4 separate regions of the Mus musculus genome follow, and all the other regions are linked to region 3. Evidence: chromatin contacts called from ENCODE Hi-C data. All regions are on one chromosome and are shown on one strand. Each heading gives the region's core, a stretch centred on a gene start or an enhancer-like site at or near the end of the contact. The rest is flanking DNA. Distances are from core to core; before and after follow the strand shown.

Evidence for each region. Hi-C counts contacts between places; a loop is a spot of excess contacts on that map.
Region 1: a loop to region 3 is called in a map of regulatory T cell, with 13 times the contacts of the local background. The contact joins the promoter of Vpreb2 here to the enhancer-like site in region 3. A Hi-C loop is called at or near these places in 3 of 37 maps with a recorded cell type or tissue (T-helper 17 cell and regulatory T cell).
Region 2: a map of T-helper 1 cell shows a loop between it and region 3 (30-fold over the local background). The contact joins the promoter of Olfr165 here to the enhancer-like site in region 3. A Hi-C loop is called at or near these places in 4 of 37 maps with a recorded cell type or tissue (T-helper 1 cell, T-helper 17 cell and regulatory T cell).
Region 4: a loop to region 3 is called in a map of T-helper 2 cell, with 44 times the contacts of the local background. The contact joins two enhancer-like sites. A Hi-C loop is called at or near these places in 5 of 37 maps with a recorded cell type or tissue (T-helper 1 cell, T-helper 17 cell, T-helper 2 cell and 1 more).

Annotation. Positions count from the first base shown.
Region 1 is chr16:17,978,598-17,982,003 of GRCm38, forward strand. It overlaps Vpreb2 (pre-B lymphocyte gene 2), which reads left to right and starts at 1,968. Exons shown (of 2, transcript NM_016983.1): 1 at 1,968-2,013; 2 at 2,101-2,483. The coding sequence starts at 1,968. The coding sequence ends at 2,483.
Region 2 is chr16:19,406,179-19,409,393 of GRCm38, forward strand. It overlaps Olfr165 (olfactory receptor 165), which reads right to left and starts at 1,839. Exons shown (of 1, transcript NM_146466.1): 1 at 898-1,839. The coding sequence starts at 1,839. The coding sequence ends at 898.
Region 3 is chr16:91,536,419-91,539,562 of GRCm38, forward strand. It overlaps the pseudogene Gm7860. Among named protein-coding and RNA genes, the nearest start is that of Ifngr2, 9.1 kb to the right of the region's middle. Within about 2 kb of position 1,778, at least 1 of the 3 ENCODE cell types and tissues checked has a DNase peak (open chromatin) inside an H3K27ac peak, as active enhancers do.
Region 4 is chr16:4,894,568-4,898,023 of GRCm38, forward strand. All of the region lies in intron 1 of Mgrn1 (mahogunin, ring finger 1), which reads left to right. Among named protein-coding and RNA genes, the nearest start is that of Mgrn1, 10 kb to the left of the region's middle. Within about 2 kb of position 2,149, at least 2 of the 3 ENCODE cell types and tissues checked have a DNase peak (open chromatin) inside an H3K27ac peak, as active enhancers do.

The DNA of each region.
Region 1 (3,406 bases), core at 718-3,217, about 74 Mb before region 3:
GGGGCCAGGGTGTCTGTATTTTGGACGTGGTTCCTGGCTCCTCTGTTCTCCACCACATTTCTTTTCTGAGAATCATCAGGACCAGAAATCTCTAATTCTGTCAGCAGTGAGAGGGAACCACAGGTGGAGGAGGAGGTCTGGTTGTAGTGTTGACATTCACAAGCAGGACCATCTTCAGCTCTGATCCTGAAGTTCTTTGTGGGAGCCAGGCAGTACTAGTACCTTTTACAAACACAAGCCAAACTCATGGATGGACTAGTGGAACAGAGATGAGTGAATGACTGAGTGAATGACTGACCATAGTTTTTCTCTCATTCTGGAACTGAGTATCCATGGTTCATTCTATGCCTCAAAGCATGTGTGAGAAGGTAGGAGCAACAGGTCAGGCATGGTTACAACCATGACTGGACAAGGCTATTCAAAGTGCCCTGTGTCTGCAGAGGTCTTCCTACTCTTCTTTGGTGCTGATGATATTGGTCTGTGAGAATGCAGGTAGAATAGATTCCAGCCTTGGCCCAGACATAGGTTCATTTATTCAGGTGGACCCCATCATGTGTGACTGGCAGACAAGATGACTCAGTGTTATTTGGTACATGAGGAGTCACATAGGCAGCAGAAGGGTTCAAGGGTAGGGAAACTCCAGCTTTTTGTAGGAGAATGAGCATGTGGGAGAGGCTCTTGGGGACACTCTGGAGTCACTTTGGCTATGGTTTGAATATGTGTCTTCTAACATTCACAGGCTGAAATAGGAACCCTCAGGGTGATGGGGAGAGGGCAGGGCCTTTGAGGATTGTAAGTCTTTATAAGAGGGCTCCACATAGCTCCGTTTCCCTTGTCATGTGAGGTCAGAAACAGGTGCAGCCTCCGGAAGCCAGAAAACAAGGCTTCAGCAGGAGCTGAAGATGATCCGAAAGACGAAGGAGAGAATGATCTGGAGCCCTGAACTTGGACTTTGCAACTTTGAGATGTGTAAAAGATAAGCTTCTGTTGTTTATTTGATACCTGATGGATAACATCTTATTACTGTAGCCAACACAGAGTAGGATATTTCTGTATCCATTTTCTAAGGCTGCAGGGGATAAGGTTCTGCATGCTAAATGGTTTAAACAACAGAAATTAACTCTCTTCTATCTCTGAAGGTGGGAAGTCTAAAGTCAGGGTGTCAGCAGGTTCTTCCTAAGCTTTCCAGAGAAAGGACCTGACACAGGATGTCTCAGCACAGAGATGGAGACCTTCTCCTGACCTCCCTCAGCCACAGCATCTTTACAACTTTTCTGTTTTCAGGTCCCGCCCCCCATCTCATTTAAGCTTAATTATTTCTAATAGCTCCTAAATGCACATATAGGTCCACTGGAGAAAATGGCTTCACTGTAAGATGGAGATACAGTTTAGTTTGTCGTAGACACATGTGCAGTGAGCTGAGTGTGGGAAGGCAGGAAGCTAGGCCCCCTGCTATTTTCTCTTTTTTAAGCCACTTTGTTCTTGGTGGGGAAGATTCAGGTTGCAGGCTCTTCTGGAGCTCAGAAGGAATCAGAGCGTTCTCCTCTTTCTGAGACCCCAAATTTCCTGCTGTATGAAGACATGGTTTTTATTAACCTCTCATTCCATTCACCAGGCATTTAAATGTGAACTACAGATCTGCTTCTGTGGGGCTCAGCCTCTCAGGGGGAGTTGAGGTCACTCTCCCTCAGGGAGATGAGCCCACAGTCCTGGGTTCTGGCCCATGACTTTCCAGCAGGTGCTTCCTCCCAGAATGCTTCCCTGGGTCAAACCCAGAGCCACAAAGGCTTCCATTAGACCATTCTGGTAAGTGACAGAGTTACAGAGCCCAGAAAACCTGGGAGGGTGGTGAGCAGGAACCAGGGGTGCAGTGACCCTCTCCCCAAAGCAGGAAGGAAAGTGCTTCCCAGCTGGTCAGGTCCCAGGAGCAGTGGCTGTAGGGGGCAGGGTGCTGCAGGTCTGGAGCCATGGCCTGGACGTCTGTCCTGCTCATGCTGCTGGCCCACCTCACAGGTAAGGGAACTCTTGGGGTCCAGGGCTTCCTTGCTCCTCCTGTGGCCTTGCTCTGCCCCAGTGATGGACATGCTTCTATCTTCTCAGGTTGTGGCCCTCAGCCCATGGTGCATCAGCCACCATCAGCATCTTCTTCCCTTGGAGCCACCATCCGCCTCTCCTGTACCCTGAGCAACGACCATAACATTGGCATTTACAGCATTTACTGGTACCAGCAGAGGCCGGGCCACCCTCCCAGGTTCCTGCTGAGATACTTCTCACACTCAGACAAGCACCAGGGTCCCGATATCCCACCTCGCTTCTCCGGGTCCAAAGATACGGCCAGGAACCTGGGGTATCTGAGCATCTCTGAACTGCAGCCTGAGGACGAGGCTGTGTATTACTGCGCTGTGGGGCTCCGGAGCCACGAAAAGAAGAGAATGGAGAGAGAGTGGGAAGGAGAAAAGTCGTATACAGATTTGGGATCTTAGGCTCTGGAGACATTCAGACCCTGAACTGAAGACAGAGCTTGCTTTGCTCGGCTAGTCTGGTATGGGAAGGAGGGGTAGAATGTGGGGCTTTGCAGAGCCTAGAAGATGGAGTTATGCAGCTTTTCCTTGTTCTGCGGTGTTGCTATGAGCCCCCATCGGAGGCTGGATCGTAGAATTAAAGCTGTTTTTACTGAGTTTGGTCTGGCTGGTTTGTGATCTCAGAACCAGTTAAAGAGCTGGCTAGGTCAAAGGTCATGCTCAGTTTGGCCAGGTACCCATCTCTGAGGCAGAACATTTGTCTGAACCCTATTGTTATGATCACGGGGCAAATGGATGATAAAAGCATCTTGGAGGGGGACCTTCTTGCAAAGGACGGGGTCTCCTGTTGTCATCTCCACAGTTACCGAGCAAAGGAGCCCAGCAAATGCCATCCCTGAGCCTCTACTTTGGGGGAGAGCAGGTGCCAAGTGACAGGTGTGGAGCAGGTTCCCCTCATTGTTACTAGTGATGGTTTGGGATGGACAGACCTTTGTCATGTGCAATGTAGGTGTGGCCTCTGCTCCCTGATGCAGTACACAGCACATGCTCTCCAATGTGAGCCATTCCCCAGATGGCTCCAGAATAGCCATGAAGGCCCCAGGGTTATCAAGATGCATCTACCTTCTCTGCAGAGGAATGATGGGCTAGCCAGCATTTCCCCAAAGGCCGGGTGTTACCAGCCTTGGCTTTGTGGACCATCCTGACTGTGTTGAAATATCCAGTTCTATCTTTAGAGCAAAGAAGCAGCCATAGATGATGCTTTAAGCTAACTTAAAGAGAGAGGCCGGAGCCGGGCATGGTGGCACACGCCTTTAATCCCAGCACTCGGGAGGCAGAGGCAGGTGGATTTCTGAGTTCGAGGCCAACCTGTTCTACAAAGTGAG
Region 2 (3,215 bases), core at 589-3,088, about 72 Mb before region 3:
TAGAATAATACACATGGCATGTCTATGCTTCAATCTGGTATATTTCTTTTGTCATCTGAGTACTATTTTCATTTATTTTTATTATTAGAATTGAATACTAATCTAAGATTTTGTAGTTTCATTTAGCCAAAGGACTACAAGTCCTTACAAGTCCAAACCAAATTGGACTCAATGGAAGAAACTCTTAAAGATTGTGTATGAGTAATCACTGTGAGAGGAAAAATTGTATTACTGATAATAATACATTGAGCTGGTGACAGAAAAAATGGAATATTTGAACAAATAAGAATACCAACTTTTATGTTTCTGTGGAGAAGCTAGAGAAAGCACCCAAGGAGCTGAAGTGGTCTGCAACCCTATAGGTGGAACAACAGTATGAATTATCCAGTACCCTCAGAGCTCATGTCTCTAGCTGCATATGTAGCAGAAGATTTCTTAGTCGAACCTCACAGGGAAGAGAGGCCCCTTGGTATTGCAAACTTTATATGCCCCAGTACAGGGGAATGCCAGGGCCAAAAAGTGGGAATGGGTGGGTAGGGGAGTGGGGGAGAGGGAGGGTATAAGGAACTTTTTCATTTGAAATGTATATAAAGAAAATATGTAATAAAAATAAGTTTAAAAAAGAATGCCAATTTTTTCAGTTTTAATTTTATTGGTTGGTATAAATCTACAATAATGAAAGAATGTTATGTGTTACAATGTTTCAGTTATATATATATAAACAAACTTTACACATAAAGAATGCTTTTTAAAATATGGCTTGCTATATAGCCTAGAAAAATCATGATCATATTATGTTCATCAAGCTGGACTTTATATCATAGCACTCCTTCTGACTCAGTAATTATACCCAATTACTTAAAGCATGGCTTAAAAAGAGCATAAAAATCAACTAACTCATCCTGCTGCCTTATCCATCCTTAATACCTTCATGAATGCCCTGGCTACTTCTTTGTTGCGGAGGCTGTAAATTAGGGGGTTCAACAGTGGAGTAAGAATGGTGTAGAAAGCTGACACTAGTTTGTCTTGATTGGGAGAACGACTAGAAGAGGGCTGCATGTATATGAACATGGCTGCCCCATAGTATATTACCACCACCATGACGTGAGATGAACAGGTGGCAAAAGCTTTGTGACGACTCTCAGCTGAAGCCATTTTAATGACAGCAAGAATCACACAGATATAGGATGCAATAACAATGACTACAGGGAAGATAAGCATAATTACACAGCAGAAAAATATAATCTTTTCAAATATCAAGGTATCACTACATGAAATAGTTAGCAGGGCAGGGATATCACAGAAAAAGTGAGGTATTTCTCTGGTACCACAATATGAAAAAGATAGTACAGCTGCAACATCGATTATACCATCAAGGGAGCCAAGAATCCAAGAGAAGGCAGCCATTAGACTACAGATTTTGTGACTCATGAGAATAGGGTACCTTAATGGGTAACAAATAGCTACATAACGGTCATAGGCCATTGCAGCCAATAAAAAACACTCAGCTCCAAGTAGAGATACATAGAAAAATATCTGGACTCCACAGCCAGCCATGGAGATGGACTTGTTGCCAGAAAGGAAGTTGAAGGCCGTTTGGGGTACTGTGGTAGAGATGAGCATGAGATCCATGAGAGAAAGTTGGCTGAGAAGGATATACATGGGGGTGTGGAGTTGGGCATCCAGGTAGATGAGAATCACCATGACAGAATTTCCTATGAGGGCCATGAAGAAGATAGCCAGGATGAGAGAAAAGAAAAAAGTATGAAGAGGACTGTGATCAAAAAATCCTAGTAGGATGAAATCAGAGTTCCTGGTCCAGTTGTTCCATTGCATCATCAGTATGTTCACTGAGGAGACAAAATATATAATAAAGGTTGCATTGTGTTATACACATGTCTAATGTTTCCTTCCAAACTAGATAGACAGTGTTATGCAAATATAAGTAAAATCTATATTTGTGCATCAGCTATTTTATTTGGTAATAGGAAAGGCTAAAACTTATTTTTAAGAGCTCTGTCTTTTTGTCTCTCTCTCTCTTTGCTTCTGTCTTCCTCTCCCTCTACCCCTTGTCCCCCCCTCTCTCTCCTCTCTCTCTTTCTTGTACATGCACACGCAAACACTCCCACACACACATACTTTTTTATTCTGTAGCCATGTTTGCCTTTAAACTCATTGTCCTCTTGCCTTAACCTCTAAAGTGTTAGAATTACAGATTTGCATGCACCACCATGATTGGTTTGATATGACTTTTAAATTTATATTATTTAGCAACAGAAATGGAAGATTCCATAAAAACATATATCAAAAATTTTGTATCTACTCTGAGGAAGAAGTCAGTACCCATGTGTAGTGTCAATCATCCTTTTCATAATACCTAACATTATGAAAAAAATTTCGAGAACATGGAACTCCATGCTCCTTCTAGTACATTTTCCATGGAGGCTAGTTACCATGTCAGACAAAAAAATCTATGTGGAAAAATGATGAAATTTACTGTTTAAATTACTAAATTCAATTAATTTACTAAGATGAATCTTGATTATTTGATACCATATAAGCAGATACATTATCATTCCAACTTTAGAAGTATATTAATCAAAATGTGTTTTAAGAATATAAATGATCATCATGAAAGTAAACATTAAACAATATTTTTATTATTTAATTTTAACAGAGGTATTTTTACATGAGTCTAATATTAACAGTTTCACTGAATAGCATAGCTAGATGAATCATAAGTGTATACTTCAAACTTTTACAACACATTACTTTACCTGTGTGAACAATGATAACTATTCACCTAAAACATAATTTCACTCATTAACTTTGAGTAATTATAACATCTATATTATGTGGTTCCATAAGACTAAATAAAATTACATTTCAAATATTTCAACACTACGTTCATTTTAAATGAAACATGGTCAGGAGAGTATATTGACTATCTTTACTTTACCTCTAGAGGTATACAATTTATATTTAAAAGTCTGGGCTCGCCGGGTGGTGGTGGCACACACCTTTAATCCCAGCACTTGGGAGGCAGAGGCAGGCAGATTTCTGAGTTCGAGGCCAGTCTGGTCTACAAAGTGAGTTCCAGGACAGTCAGGGCTATACAGAGAAATCCTGTCTCAAAAAACAAAACATACACACAAAAAAATCTGGGCTCAACAGACTTATTTGTCAATTTTTAGATTTCAGATTTTCATATTAGG
Region 3 (3,144 bases), core at 528-3,027:
GGCAGCATCCAGGCAGGCATGGGACCAGAAGAGCTAAGAGATCCACCTCAGCTAGCAGAAGACCGACTTCCAGGCAGCTAGGACAAGGGTATTGAGGCCAACACCCACAGTGACACACCTACTCCAACAAGGCTACACCTCCTAACAGTGCCACTCCCTGGGCCAAGCACATACAAACCATCACAGTTACTACCTCAGGGTTCCCTGACACAGCGCTGTATGACCCATACCGCAACAACCAATTGAGTGACCAACAAGGAAGTAGAGTACGCAGTGTGGATAAAGGGACAAAACAGATGGCTCTCACAGTGTTTATCCTACTACTCAGAACTTCGTGCAAATGGAGACATATGAATTGTTTCCATTTGAAACATATGAACATTATTTCCAACCAAAAACTCGGACATCAAATCGTGAGTAGAGGGTGTGGCTCCTCTTCATGCACACAGCCCAAACAGCCCTGTAGCATATTCCTTGGTCTAAACTGCTTTCCTACCAACTCTAAATAAGGGGGAAATGGGGCACAGCATTGGCTTTTTTATTATCATTATTACTGGGAAGCAGTGTTCAGTTGATTTCCAGAGGTGTTGGCCAAGCTAATCCAGGAGGGACTTAGGGTTGCTCTCTTCAGCTTTCCCTGGAAGCCTCCATTGTGGCCTGATCTTATACAAGACGAGTTTGTCCCCAGGCCTTATCTCTAGAGAAGCTAAAAGGATTCAATAAAGAAAGCTGCTATCCAGTAAGCCTTCTCCCTACCCAGACCTAAAGACTGGCCAGCTCTGCCCGGGTGTCGGAATCCCCACAGCCTTCTTGAAGCCAGGAGGCTGCTATCTTGCTCACAGACCTGTGAGGCTTCATCAAGAACTGCCTCAAATCCTTCTGGCTCTTATCTCTCTGGGCCAGAGGAGAACTCTAACCCTTCTATACCATTTAGATTTTCTGTTGTTTTTATTTTATTTTATTTTATTTTATTTTATTTTATTTTATTTCCTTTCAGTTCTGGAGATGGAACCCAGGGCCCACTGGGTAGATTCTCTGCCACTGAACTACACTCCCTGGACTTCCCTTTCTAGTTAAGCCAGGATGTTAGTAAGTTAACAAGGACAAAGTCAGTGCCAGTCCCAGGATGCATATCCTTACCAGGTCATGGCCTGTAGAGATGAGATAGGGAAGGTGACATAGTGGCCAGCCAAGGCTGCTATTTGGGTATGAAATGCCCACTTGGAAATGAAACACAGACCCAAAAAAGAGTGCTGAGAAAGGCCCCCTCTGCTCCAGTCAGTCTGTGCCACCCCTGCTTGGGAGGATTAAGGGTCCCAAAGATGTCCGCGATCTAACAGCCAACATGGGAATATTAGCAAGCTTCCTGTGCTGTGGCAAAACTCCTGAAATCAATCAACTTCAAGGAGAGAAAGCTCATGTTGGGTCACAGTTTCCAAAACCGAAATCTGCAGTAGCTTAGCCTTGTTTCTTTAGACCTCTGGTGACACAGAACTTATGATAGAAGGACCTGGCTGAGACAAAGAGAGAGGAATGGTGGGGTTCACTGGAGCCTTCGACAGTGCGTTCCCAATGACCTAACTTCCTCCCATTGGGCCCTATGTCTTAAATGATGGTTCCACCACATGCAGTAACACAGGCTGGGACCAACCTCTGGGACATGGGCCTTGGTGGCAGGGCACAAGTTTCCCTGTATGTGGAAGGGGAGAGGGGGTCAGAGAGTGAGAGGATGAGAGAGATCGAAAGCTAGATGGAACAAGCAAGAAGGAGAGGGAAGGAGCCAAACAACTGGAGAATCTGTGCTGCTGCTGACGTAAGAAGGGCCCACGAACAGGAAGCTAGAAAAAGCAAGGAAGTGAATCTCTCTTCCCCTGGAGCCTCCCCCAGCGCCATAGCTGTATCAACCCTTTTGCTATTTTTATCTTGAAACACTAAGTCTGTGGCATGTTAGAGCAGCAATATGCAACCCACCTTGACCTCGGGACAAAAGCCCAGGCAGGCCTCACAGAAGGCACCGCTGAGGAACATAGCTCGCCTGTCTCTGAACTGGGGGCTCCTAGGATGGATCCCTGCCATGCTGGGGGCATCCCAGATGGGAGGGACGAAGCCCCCATAGGGGTTCAAAAGTTCCCAAAGACCTGTGGAAAGTGCTCACATTCTTAGAAAAGCCTCGGGGTCATATTAAAACAGAAAGTCTTTTTACTTGAGGCCTTTTTATTTACACCCTCCGCAGTGTGGTAACCCACTCTGCCTCGAGAGATGCCAACTGGCTGCTCCCAAGGGGTTGGAGCAGGAAGCAAGTCAGACTCACTTCCCCCAGTGCGTTTTTGTTGCGGCTACATGAGCAGCTAAGGCCCCGTTCCTAGACAAGCTACATGCAATGACACCGAGGCTGAGACTGAAAAAACAAACAAACCAAAACTGTCCTTTCTCAGCAACTCTGCTCTGTGGGCCTTTTCACAGGTCAAAGCTCACGTCTTGTTCAAAACATACTCATGTGCACTTACCACAGATACACACAAGTGTAAGCACACACGCAAGTGCACACGGATGCACGCTGGAGAGGGACTCTCCTCCCACAAGTGCGAGAAGGACCGTAAACAAGATTTATTTGAGCTTCATGTAAATCCTTTCCAAACACAGAGAGGAACAGTAACCAAATAAAAATATATATTTCGAGGGAAAAGATTCCTGTTTGTTTGTTTTTGTTTGTTTGTTTGTTTTAACAGAGTTAATTCGTTTATTTTTCTCGTATAAAAACTCTTATGTTTTAGGCACAGCTGGAACCTGGGTCCTCTTAACAGAGACTCTGGTGTGGGTTTTCACAAGATGACGAGTGAATTCCTGAGAAGGAGACTTGGTGAACACAGTCTCTTTCCAGAGGTCAGCAGTCAGGTAGCTGTAAGTCTTGGAGAAGGCATCAAAGTTGGCCTTGGCAAAGTTCCCAGGGTGGCAGTGCAGCCCCTGGCTGAAGTGTAGCAGTCATCTATACCGGCCATCATCAGGAGCTTCTTGGGCACAGGAGCAGAGACAATGCCAGTGCCTCTGGGGGCAGGGATGAGACGCACCAGCACAGAGCCACAGCGGCCTGTCACCTTGCACGGAACAGTGTGGGGCTTGCCAATCTTGTTCCCCCAGTAGCCT
Region 4 (3,456 bases), core at 899-3,398, about 87 Mb before region 3:
TGTCCTGAGTTCAGGATCTGCCTACTCAGAGTCTAACAGCTTGCTCATCAAGCCCTGTCTCACTCCTGTTGATGCAGAGGCACAGCCCTTGTTCATTTCCTCACACAGCCGAGGGCCAAAGCAGGCGTGAAGTCACTAAGCACACACTTAAGTGACTGGCATGTGGAGCTGACTCCCTTGCCCTAAGAAACCACAACATACCAGGTCACTCAAAAAAGAACTAGTGGAGAAGGGGTCAGGGGTCACCTTCCTTCTGGTGGTGTGTGAGTTCCTTTCATCTCTGTGGCTGAGAAGCCCTCCATGGTATGGGTAACCATGCTCTCTTTCCCTGTCTCCATTTACCCAGAGCAGGTGTTCCTCTTTCCTCAGGTATGTGGCAGAGCCACATCCACCTTGTCTTAGATGGGGTTGAGGCTTCTGTAAGAGGCAGAAGTCAAGAACTCTGCCCTGTTGTGTGGGATGTATGTAGTCCAGTGGGAGGCCTTGGTTTCATTCCCACCCACCCACAAAAGTATAAAAGCAAAGTGTAACCTAGCTCCTTGAGTGGCTGAGCAGGAGGTTTGAGCCCATAAATATGAGATCAACTTGGACAACATATTGAGACTCCTATCTCAAGTAAATAGAAAAGGGACCTTTCCCCAGTGGTGAATTCTGCTCTTGCCTAAAAGGCTCTGCTCACCTCTCTTACTAAGGTAGTTAAGACTGAGAGTAAGCCGGGCGTGGTGGCTCACGCCTTTAATCCCAGCACTCAGGAGGTAGAGGCAGGCGGATTTCTGAGTTCCAGGCCAGCCTGGTCTACAAAGTGAGTTCCAGGACAGCCAGGGCTATACAGAGAAAAACCCTGTCTCGAAAAAACAAAAACAAACAAAAGACTGAGAGTACATTACTTAGAGGTCAGTAGGGACCTGGCTCGACTCAGTCTGTGCAAACAAACTGCTCTGGGGTGAGATGCTGCTGTTGTCCTTAAATTTCTTTTTTTTTTTTTAAGATTTATTTATTTATGTATTTATTTATTTATTTATTTATTTATTATATGTAAGCACACTGTAGCTGTCTTCAGACACTCCAGAAGAGGGAGTCAGATCTCGTTACGGATGGTTGTGAGCCACCATGTGGTTGCTGGGATTTGAACTCCGGACCTTTGGAAGAGCAGTCGGGTGCTCTTACCCACTGAGCCATCTCACCAGCCCCTGTCCTTAAATTTCTGCTTCTCTTTGGGCCTGCGTGGAAACCAGGCTCTAATTTCTATCCTGGAGTGTCTTAGTAGAGAGATGCCCATGTGTAGAAGGTGTAGAAGCCAGAGTGGTGGAGAGATAGATGTTCAGGCTCCAGGAGCCAGAGAAACACCAGTTAGACAAAGAGGGTGGAGGGAGGCTCAAACATCCCTTTCCTTGGTTTTGGTACCAGATAATTGAAAATGCAAACCTGACTGGTAGAGGCATGATTGAGGAGGTTTTTACTGTACACATAAGGAGAATTCAGCCAGAGACATCTGGAAAGATCTAGACTGAACTGAAAGGGGAGAGAGAGAGAGGAGAGAAGATCAGAAGCCAGAACAGAGGACCTAGAAAACCAGACCAAATAGCTTGGTTCTATAGGTTTCAGAAACTGGGGGAAGGCAAACAAGGCTGAGGGCCTAAAGAGTCTTCAGGGTGGGAGGGGAGGGTGAGAATCATCTGTTCTGAGTTTCTTTGGGACCTGACGCTTGCTTCTGGCTTGTTTTGTTACTTGGGGATGTTGATGGTTTACCTTCATACCCTTGATGTATTATCCTACTGACCTTTGCATAGAAAACTGTAGAATCATCCCATTTGCCAGCTACCCCAGCATATGCTGTGCTCTCAGCCTCTTCCAGTGCCCAGCAGTTGGGGCCATCCTGCATGTGATGGAAACCTTCACCAGATAAGAGCTATCTAGGCTAAGCTTGTGGAGACACAGCAGCTAAAGTTAGAATCTTTCTTAATCACTCCTGCGCCTAATTTAGCTTGATTTACCATTGTTTTCCCTCTTCCATGCTGGGAGTGGGGAGCTACAGGCAGTCCATCCAGCAAACAGGCTGGGAAACATTGCCACAAGTGTCTTCACTTGCTAGTCCTCGGGGTGTCCTGAGTGAGGCAAGGTGCTGCTAGCTGGGCCTGTTATCTCTAGTTTGCAGATGAGCCAAGATTCCAGCTAGGGGTGACTTCCCTTGTGGCACCAGCCCAGTCAGTACCCCATCCTGTGCCAGGTTACATAAGAGTTTGAACCCTAGAGACTGGGAAGTTCCATGTGGAGCAGAGAGAAGTGCTGGTCTGTGCACGTGTATAGATAGGCACAGTCCAGGGTTCAGAGAACAGATGACTGGGCAAGCGGTGGGGCAGCTGCCTTCACTGCCTCTCATTTGTCAGGAAGTCTGGGGCCTGGGGAGCATTCCTGAGAGCAGCATTCTTTAGGACCTATGATGTTTTGATCTTGCAGGTTGCCCCAGTTGCATCATAGAGCTGGGTTTAGGGGCAGTGTGTCAGTCAGCACACTGGCACAGTCAGTGTAATTTCTTATGCATGGCAGCCACCTTCTTTCTGCCATTCTTTCTCCTTCCTTAGAGTGAGGTAATGATGGAAACCCAGCAAGCTTACATTCCCTCACGTTCCTGAGGAGTTGCTCTGTTTCTTAGGATATGTACACCAAGTGGCTTTGTCACAGCATTTTGCTTGGTGTGGCTGAAGGACAAGGGTACAGGTGGCTAGGAAGGGCATTGCATCACTGTATGACCTGAGTGTAAGACCTCCCTGTGTGCTCAGTTTCCTCTGTAATCAACATTGGACACAGCGCCCTCTGCCTTCCCTCATTTGGTGTGCTAACTGCTAACCGCATAGGCCATCGTGCTGAGATTCCGAGTTGTGCAGGACAGTTGTGCCTTGACAGCGAGCAGCCTCTAGGTGGTTGAGGTTGACCTCACTTGGGAGTCTGAAGCAGGCACAGTCCGTTGGGCAGGAGGAGGGCAAAGTAAATGGGTGGGAGAGGGTGCATAGGGCCAGGCACAGTGATATTTGTTGCACTGGGGGGGTGCCTGGAATATAAGGAAGAGGAAATTAAACTGGTTGGACCCTTTGAATCAGGAGCCTACATTCCTGGGACATGTAGGTCTAGAGTAAATGAAGGTGAGAGCACCCCACCCCCAGATGCAGGGCCTCTGTCCTCATGCTCAGGAGAAAATATGGAATGTTGAGGGTGCTGGGAAAGGCCTTTCTGAGCAAGTGACCTTCAACCCAGTCTGATCAAGGGGCTTATTGGTTTGATTGCAAATGCTTAAGGGTTTAGACCAGCAGTTCTCAATCAGTGGGTCTTAATCCCTTTGTGTGTTGAATTTTCCTTTTACAGGAGTCCAAAAATTAGGTATCCTGCAGATTAAATATTTACATTACAGTTTTGAAGTAGCCACAAAAATAATTTTATATTTGTGGTCACCATAACATG